2 separate regions of the Mus musculus genome follow, and region 1 is linked to region 2. Evidence: chromatin loops called from intact Hi-C (ENCODE). Cell type or tissue: heart. All regions are shown on one strand. Links, peaks and the distances in the headings refer to the core of each region. The heading gives the core; the rest is flanking DNA.

Evidence for each region. Peaks named below come from ENCODE experiments on the same cell type or tissue, not always from the same donor. Only the 100,000 strongest peaks of a DNase experiment are listed, where the experiment ranks them.
Region 1: a loop joins it to region 2, with 4 times the contacts of the local background. A loop is called at or near these places in 4 of 42 quality-filtered maps.

Annotation. Positions count from the first base shown.
Region 1 is chr9:96,194,359-96,198,746 of GRCm38, forward strand. Tfdp2 (transcription factor Dp 2) reads left to right here and starts at 1,917. Exons shown (of 13, transcript NM_001184706.1): 1 at 1,917-2,202. In heart, for the core only: CTCF peaks have their summits at 1,711 (motif pointing right) and 2,676; DNase peaks (open chromatin) are centred at 1,783, 2,693 and 3,613; H3K4me3 peaks cover 2,528 bases; H3K27ac peaks cover 1,990 bases.
Region 2 is chr9:96,116,918-96,121,291 of GRCm38, forward strand. Gk5 (glycerol kinase 5 (putative)) reads left to right here and starts at 2,512. Exons shown (of 16, transcript NM_001368879.1): 1 at 2,512-2,695. The coding sequence starts at 2,534. In heart, for the core only: no CTCF peak of the experiment used is centred there; a DNase peak (open chromatin) is centred at 2,404; H3K4me3 peaks cover 1,818 bases; H3K27ac peaks cover 1,370 bases.

The DNA of each region.
Region 1 (4,388 bases), core at 150-4,149, 77 kb after region 2:
TCCTTTGATCTCTACACTTTTATATCCCCACCCCCACCCCATTCTAGCATGGGCATGTAGTGTTTAGTTGACAAGTAATGAGATTTTGGGCATTCCTTTCTCCACATTAACCCAAACATTTAATGTGCCAGCCTCTCTTGTGGCTACACATGTTGAGGGGCTTCATAATTTTTCACTACTGGATTGAAGTAAAGACTTATTTCTGTCATGCTGACTTTTTATCCTTAATGCTAGGATTGCTAATTTGTTTGTTTGTTTGTTTGTTTTGAGACAGGGCTTCTCTGTGTATCCTTGGCTGTCCTGGAACCCACTTTGTAGGCTAGGTTGGCCTGAAACTCAGAGGTCTACCTACCTCTGCTTCCCAAGTGCTGGGACTAACGGTGCTCACCACGATTACCTAGCATGCTAAGTATTTATTAAATAAGCTTAACACAATACCTTAACAACGTTTCCTGCGGAAATTAAATAAATCCACATTCACTTGTCAGTGCAAAAGGCAATCATTCAGTTGAGACTTTTGGATTACTGTATGTTTGGAATTTTGGGATTTTACCCATAACAATTGTCTAGAAATAGTCTCCAAATCTTCCAAAGAGAAAGCCAAGGGTGTTTGCTCTTGGCTTCCTCACCTCATTATGCATTTTTTCTGTCTGCTTGCCTTAGTTTCTACCTATGTACATCATCATTTTTTGAGAAAGGATCTCACTGTTATCTATCTATCTATCTATCTATCTATCTATCTATCTATCTAATGTTTTTGAGAAAGGATCTCATGTAGACTCAGTTGGTCTAAACTCCCGACTCTGCCACCCAGACCATGAGCTGACACTCTGGGGCTGGTATTTACATCAATAGCCCCCTCTCAGAGTTGTTTCCCTTATCACACCACTGAATTTTTTTTTAAAGAACTTTAAGAAGCATCTTTCCTACCTCACTGGAACATAAGCTCAATTATGCCAAGAATTTTTGTCTCTTTTGTACACACAGCCCTAGCATCATAAATAGTATTTGGCTCATAGAGCTATGAGGAAATTAAAATGAAAAAGATCAAAGTATTTTAAAGTCGGATTTTCTTATCTTACTTCCAAACGTCCACATTAGCTACAGTTCATACAGGATCCATGCACTTGAAAGGGGGAAACACCTTTTTTTGGAGGGGTGGGGGCAGGGTCAAAGTGTCTAGCCCTGGCTGGCTCAGAACTCACTGTGTTGACTAGGCTGGCCTTAGACTTAAAGAGATATGCTAGTGTCTGCCTCAGGAGTGCTGGGGTTAAAGACATGAGCCACTAAGCCAACCTGAATTTCTTAATAAATGACTGGGTATTTGAGAGTGTGTGCCTCCAACTTTTTCGGTTCAACTTCGAAATTAAGGCATCTGGCCTTAATTTATTGCTACACTTTCCCAGGAATTGAAGCATGACCAACCTCCACAGTGGTCCACGTGTGGCCTCAGGGTCACTTATCCCTCTGCCTTCCGAGTGTTCCTGGAGCAGTGGCCCATCAGAGGTCTATGGTCCAGATGTAAGGACCTAGTTCCGGTTTCTTTCCGAGAGATGGGATGGAAAAGAGAACCATACTTTAGAGCTGAGAGAAGCGAGGTGGTGGGTGGAGGTGAGGAGAGGGGCTGATGTGGTGGAGGGGGAAGGGCGAGCCTGGCTGCCCTCTAGGTGGCAGGGGTCCAGCGGCAGGCAGAGCCTCAGGGCGGCCCCTAGCGGAGAGTGGCTTTGGAGGTCAAAAGACCAGGGCAGGCTCCCGCAAGCCCGCCGCCCACCTCCGCCTCTGGCCCTGGGGGCGAGCCTGGGGGCGGGTTTTGTTTACTCCCTACACGCACTGCGGCCCGGCCAATCCGTGGAGAGCGTCGGCGCGCGTCATGCCAGCCGAGGGCCAATCGGCGCTCACCGTGCTGCTCCGCCGCCAAAGCGAGCGCGGGGGAAGCGGCGCCGCCGCGGCCGTGTCGCTGAGGGCGGACGGCGTCGGGCGCGCTGGGCTGTGCGGCCGTCGCTGCCTGGCACGCGGGGCGCGCCTTGACCCTTCCTGCACTGCAGGCTTCCGACGCGCGCGAAGACCGCGGCTGCGCGGCCGGGAGCTTGCTCCGAGCGGACCTGGCTCTGCCTGAGGAGCGGCGGCTCGCGAAGAAGCGTCTCCCCGGGAGTGGGCCGAGGGCTGTGTGGACCGGCGGCGGCCCCTCTGCACCAAGCTGCGGTAAGGTCCCGGAAAGGGCGCGGGCCTGCGCGCCAGGGGCCTTTGGACCGGGCGTGGCCCCCCGCCGGCCGGCTCTCCCCTGCCCTGTCCCGGGAGTCTCAGCTTGTCCTCAGGATTTCTCTGCAGCGGGGCCAAGCAACCCTGGAATACCTGATGAGGCTCCGGAGCCCGCGGGCTCGCCATCACCCGGGATCAGGAAGGGCAAGGGCTGACTTGGGCTTCTCACTCAGATCTTCTGACTTTCCCTCCTCCCTTCGTGATCCACCATCCTCCAGTCTGTTTCTGCGGGGTGCTTTTGCAGAGTTCCAAAGCTCTCCCTACCTGGAAGACCCCCAGGTTCCCCCAAGAGAACTTTTCCTTTCAAGTAGAGGTTACTTTCTCGGCCCAAGTTCTGGGAGGAATTCTGCACAAGGCCCTGGTTGCTGTGCACAGAGCAGCGGGAAAGTGACTGTGGGCTCCGCCGAGAGGTGGCACAGTGAAGTGCGTGGACACTCACTCGCCCGTGTTCCGGTGCTTTGTGTGGGCTCAGTTTGTTCATCTGTGAGCCACATCTGCCTATGCGAGGACGGGGAGGGTGTTGGGAGAGAGAAAAGGGCTAATCTCCGGAATGCACTTGAAACAAAGCTCACTTCTACTAAATGCATAACGTAACCCTGGATGCTGGAGGAGACTCTGGACCCCATGTTGTTTCACCTTTTCGGCTGAAATCGTTACCAGGCTTGTAGCCTGGCCTAGCAAAATGTTTACTTTGCATTCTTTTTCCATAGCATTCGTTGAAAGTACCTTTGAGCCTTTGGCGACTTCTGTCTTTCCTCCTTTCATCTCAAGGGGCTCCAACCCCTTATCCTGCCTCCTCTAGGCCAGCAGTTCTCAACCTTCCTAATGCTGTGACCTGACCCCAACCATAAAAGCATTTTGTTGCTACTTCATAACTGTAATTTTGCTACTGTTATGAATTGCAATGTAAATATTTAGGTTTTCCGATGGTCTTAGGCAAGAACGACTCCCTTTAGAAAGGGGTCATGACCCACAGGTTAGAAAACACCCCTCTACAGAGCCAGCTGCTGTGTTTCATTTGACTTAGAATTTTTCTGGGTCATTTGTTTTCTGTTCTCCTAATGGTTTGAAGTCATCGTAACTAGGCAGTATGGTTTAAGTCATTAGCCTCTTTTCCACTGTGGCAGAATTCAAAGTTGAGTATAAAATGTTTGTTTTGCATCTTGCCTCTTCCAGTCACTGATTATCTTACGATTTACTAAGGCTTTACCACTATCCCATTGCTGGAATTCATGTAAGTGTCCATTCTCAAATTGCATCAGGAGATAAAGGCGCCGGCCAGACCCCAGGTTCTGTCACGCTTGTGTACTGGCTCTGGGCAGAGTTAGTTTTAGAACATCTTGTGCCTTGGAACTAGTTTAGTGTTATGGCAGATATGGTGTCAGTAGCCAGTGCTGGCATGTGGTTGCAGAGTCAGGAATGCAGCACTTAACATTTGTTAAGAAAGTCCCGAGACTTAGTAAACCCTTCTGTTGCCTTAATTCCAGGCATAGTAAAGTAGTTTTAGTTATTCATATTACTATTTTGTGGCCGTAATTCCCTTCCCTCGCCCCTTGCGAATATGTAGTCCTTGCCGTGTGCAGGTTTTACCCTTGCAGCCAAAATTCTTAACTGACCTCCAGTACGGTTTGAGGGCTGGGGCATCAATAGCGCAGTGGTAGGGTAATTACCTAAACCTAGATTGACGCCCAGCCCCGGAAATATAAAACAGCAGTAACAAGACCTCACTTTGAAATAGGCTGTGCACTCCTTTCTTCATCTTTTAGGTTTACTTTGGTATGTGTCATGATGGCCCTCAGAAGAAACTAGATTGGGGGTTGTAAGGGTTTTAAAGATGATTAACTATAAATTGGGGCTGGCGAGATGGTTCGGTGGGTAAAGGTGCTTGTCTCCAAGTCTGCTGACCTTATCTCTGTCTGTCTCAGGGATCCACAGTGTGGATGGACAGAGCTCATCCTGAACGTTATCCTCTGACTGTTCCACACCTGTGCCCTCCTCCAAACAAACAACCCCCTACACCTCCCCCCAAAACTAAATGTACTTGCTTTTTAATACCTTTCTATCTTAACCTGTGATAACAGGACTTTAAGGATTTCTGAAGGCTAATGAACCCTTAGAAATGGTTTGCA
Region 2 (4,374 bases), core at 375-4,374:
GGATTGGGAGAACAGGTAGGCGTGCTGTGAAATGCTGCCTCTTGGACCTGGCATGGCTTTTGCCCCTATGACCTCACTGCGGCTGGCGATTGACTTGCACAACATCAAGTTAATAGTCCAGCGGCAGCACTAATTGGATTGGACCCACTGGGTTGGGGAGGGCAGTGGGGACATGTTTCAAGGTGTCCAGGGGAAGTAGGAAGGGAAGATTGAGGGTGAATACGACCAAGATAAATTGTTGGAGGTGGAGAGTTGGCTCAGAGGCTAAGAGTCCTTATTGCCTGTGCAGAGGTCCTGGGTTCTATTCCCAGCACTCCCATGGCAGTTGACAACCATCTATAACTCCAGTCCCAGAGGCTTTGATGCCCTCGTCTGACCTCCCAGAGCACCAGGCACACATGTGATGTACATATATACATACAGGCAAAACATTCATACACTTAAGAATGTTTTAAAAGATACATTGTATGTATTTATGAGGTTAACAAAGAATAAATGATATTCTAAAAAACAAACAAACAAGCAAAAAAACAAGTTTTCTTCAGGTGACAGCATTTGTCAAGGTTTCAAATTTGTTTGAAATTGGAAAACTGTGCTTGACCTGTTGGCGCATTGCTATAATTCCAATGTGAGGCGAAGTCAGGAGGAGTGGCTTGAGTTCTAGGCCAGCCTCTGGTACACTCAGACTCTGTCTCAAGAGAAATAAAACAAAAATGAGAAACTTTTTAAAAACTCTAGACTAAGTATTTTTTAAGATCTGCTCTTTCACACTTTAGAAACTGCTGATGTTTGACCTTACGAAAATGATCACAAAGTCGCAGAGTATAAAACCCCCAAGAAATACCTCTGTGAGAAGTACACCAACTGTTAACACTGCCTACACTGAACTTTTCTTAGTTGTAAGCAGGGAAACTAATGGCTAACTGTATGAATAAGCTTGACTAGGTTACTTGTACATTGCTGTGGGAGGTGTAGTTTAGATGTGATTGACATTTAAATCTGTATCCCCAGTAAAGATATCACACACACACACACACACACACACACACACACACACACATGACTGAGCTTCCCCCGATTAGTTGAACACCAGGCAAGCTTTGGAAAAGGGCAAAGGCAAGCTTCGGGAAGGAGGAAATCAAAACTGTAAGCATGGAAGTGTGCCTTCTTTTCCAGGCTGCCAGCAGGCCCTACAAGTTTCTAAGCTTGCCTGGACCTACAACCAATTCTTTAAAGTTTCTTTCCCTCAGGAACTGGGAGAGATAGCTCCGTAGGTAATGTGCTTGCCAGTCAAACATGAGGACCAGAGTTTGGTGCCTATTCACGACAAGAGCATATAGAATCCTAGGGAGCCTTTGGTCCTAGTAAGAGATTGCCTTGAGGAACAAGGTCAAACTTCAGTTGTGGCTCTCAGGTTCTGGCTCTGCCTTCCCTCTGGTATTTGTACAGTTTCAGTTTCTCAAGAGAATCGGACAGCATAGGACTATTAGTCATGCATACAACGCTGGAAAGTCTCTCTCTCTCTCTCTTTCTCTCTCTCTCACACACACACACATTCATGCATGACCAATTGGTCACCAACGATATAGGGCAGACCTGTGCCAGATGGTGCAAATAGGCATTGCTGTGTAGAGACAGACTATTAAGAGAAGCCACAAACAAACAAAAATAAATATGGTGTTCACAGTCAAGCTTCAAGTGACAACCCAAATCCAACTTGGCAAATCTCTGGGAAGCAAGTAGGCTAACAGAGTAATATAAACAAGAAAATATTCCTTTAAGCTGATAAGCTACCCACAAAACATTCTCACGAAATTTAAACTTTGTGTCGCGGCAAAGGCCCTTTAGTGCCATACAAAACTTGGACATCTATTCATCGTTGTGTAATACATGCAAGCTTTTCTGGGAAGACTTCATGAGGAACCTCCTATACTTTTGAATGTCTTCCCACGGACTGGAAAGATGGCTCACTGGTTAAGAGCACTAGTTGCTCTTGCTGAAGACCGGGGTTTGGTTATCATTGCCTACATGGAAGCTTGCAATCGTCGGAGGTCCTCTTCTGACTTCTACATGCATCAGGCACATGTGGCTCACACACATAAATACAGGCAAAAAACTAAGTGAACATGAAAAAAAGTTTAAAATTTTTTCATCTCACTTGATTTTTCCTAACAGATATTCGTAAAAAAGTAATCTGGGCTAGAAGGGAACTAAAAAGTTTCAAAGTAACGGTCGCTGAACGGTGACATCCAGTACAGCGCTGCGGTAAACGCCATCTTTGCCAAATTCCCACGAGCTGCTCGGCGCGCTGCCCTGACGTCACGGTGCTAGGGGCGGAGCGTGGGGTAGCAAGGCTTCCCGAAGGGGCTGAACGAGGCGGGGCGGGGTCTTGTGAAGGGGCGGAGCCTAACTCGTCGAGGGGCGGGACAGGGCGCGGTGTAGGAGGGGCGGGGCCGCGAGCTCTCCGCCCGGGGTCTGGCGTTTATAGCTCCGCGCTGGCCGGCCCGTGGCGACTGCAGTGTTCGGGGTCGCGATGTCAGGGCAGCAGGAGCGTGCAGAGCGGCAGCGAGAGGAACTGAGCGCGTCGGCCTCGCCGCCCTCCCGCTTCGTGCTGGGGCTGGACGTGGGCAGCACGGTGATCCGCTGCCACGTCTATGACCAGACGGCGCGAGTGCGAGGCTCCAGCGCGCAGAAGGTGACTAGGCGCGGCGGGAGGGTCTCGGGATCTGACTGCACCCTAGCTCTTCCTGCACCTCTGGGGGGCTCGGGCCGGCGTGGCCCGGTGTCTGTCTCTCGCTTCCTGTCCCGCGGGACTCAGCGCTCTAGCTTTACCTGGGTGGAACCGAGGTGACTCTCGGGGCAGCGCGGGCAGATTGTGTATATGTGGACAGAAGGTGGTTAGTGATTTGCGTGGTTTTTCTGCACTTCCTCGTCGACCTTTTATGCCTTTTAGCTCTTCAGATTTTGATGGAATATAAAACTGTGGGTTTTTTTTTTTCGGTTGTGTTATTTAAACAATTCGTTGCATTTATTATTTGTGTATCTGTGTGTGCTCGCGTGCTATATGGCACACATTTAGGAGTCAGAGGACAACTTTCTTGGGCATCGGTTTTCTCCTTCCACCATGTTGGCCCGGTCCCTAGGATTGAACTCAGGTCTTCAGGCTTGGCAGAAGTACTTTTACCGCCAAGCCACCTTACTGGTTGCGTTCGTAAAAGTGCTAGGTCCTCACATTAACATTTAACTTCCATGGATATTGGAGACACTGAGCACATTTTGAAAGCTTTGTTATCCTTATTTCTTTCCATCTTTGAGAATTCATTAAAAAGTATCTTCTGGCTTGAGAAGCCTGCCAAAGCATTGGTTGGTCTTTGTTAGCAAAGCCTTAAACCTCAGATGATACTAGTTAACAGCCAACCCCCATTTTAATAAAGCGCTAATTTCTATACAGTGGTCAATGCAGTTGATTGAGTGTAGTGTTCTTATTTACTCCTTTAAATACTAGCATTTTCTAATGTTTAAAATATTAGCGAAGGGATATGAGAGCCATTTAACTTCTTCCTTACAGCACTGGGCTCCCCCCTTTTTTCCCTGTGCTATCCTACATCGACTAGGGTAAAAGTTAAGTAGTGACTGCCTTAAGAATTTACTTTGAGGAAATAGACTAGACGTTCCCTTCAGGGATCTGAGCTAGGAGGTGAGTTGCAGCAACTGCGCTGCTCGCTCTCTCTCTGGCCAGCTGTGTCGGAACACTGCCCACCCACTCAGTCCATCCCTGTCCCAACCTTTAAGGACAGGTCTAAGGCACATACTGAGCTCTTGTCGTATTGCAAGTCTTTATCACAAACACAACGATACTTCTTAGTTTTTCTTACAATTCTAGTCACAAAGTACTTTTGCTGAAACGGTGCATTTTAAATTTTTTTTTTTTAATTAAGGAATGAGAGTTTGGTTCAGGAAGGAGATGGCTCAGCAGGTAAAGAGGACTTCCCAGTCCTCCCTCCTAAGCTTGGATCCCTGAGATGGACAGGGAGAAAGGAGAGCATAGGTTGCCCTCTGTCCTCGGCACTTTAAACTGGCACAAGTGTGCTCCCTACCCTGAAGTAAATATGAAATTTGATAAATTTTTAAGAAGTTGGTAGGCAATACAGCTGCATAGTTGTTGCACAATTTAAGGAAATTTGATTTTTAGAAAGTATTGGGGTTTGGTGGTACATACCTTTAATTCCAGGGCCTGGGAGATAGAGGCAGATGGGTCTCTGAGTTCAAGGCCAGCCTGCCTGGTCTACCGATGGAGCTCTGGCTATGTAAAGAACTGTGGAGACGATGCCTGGGAACTGATGGGAAGAACACTGTCTTTGGGATGCTAAGCAT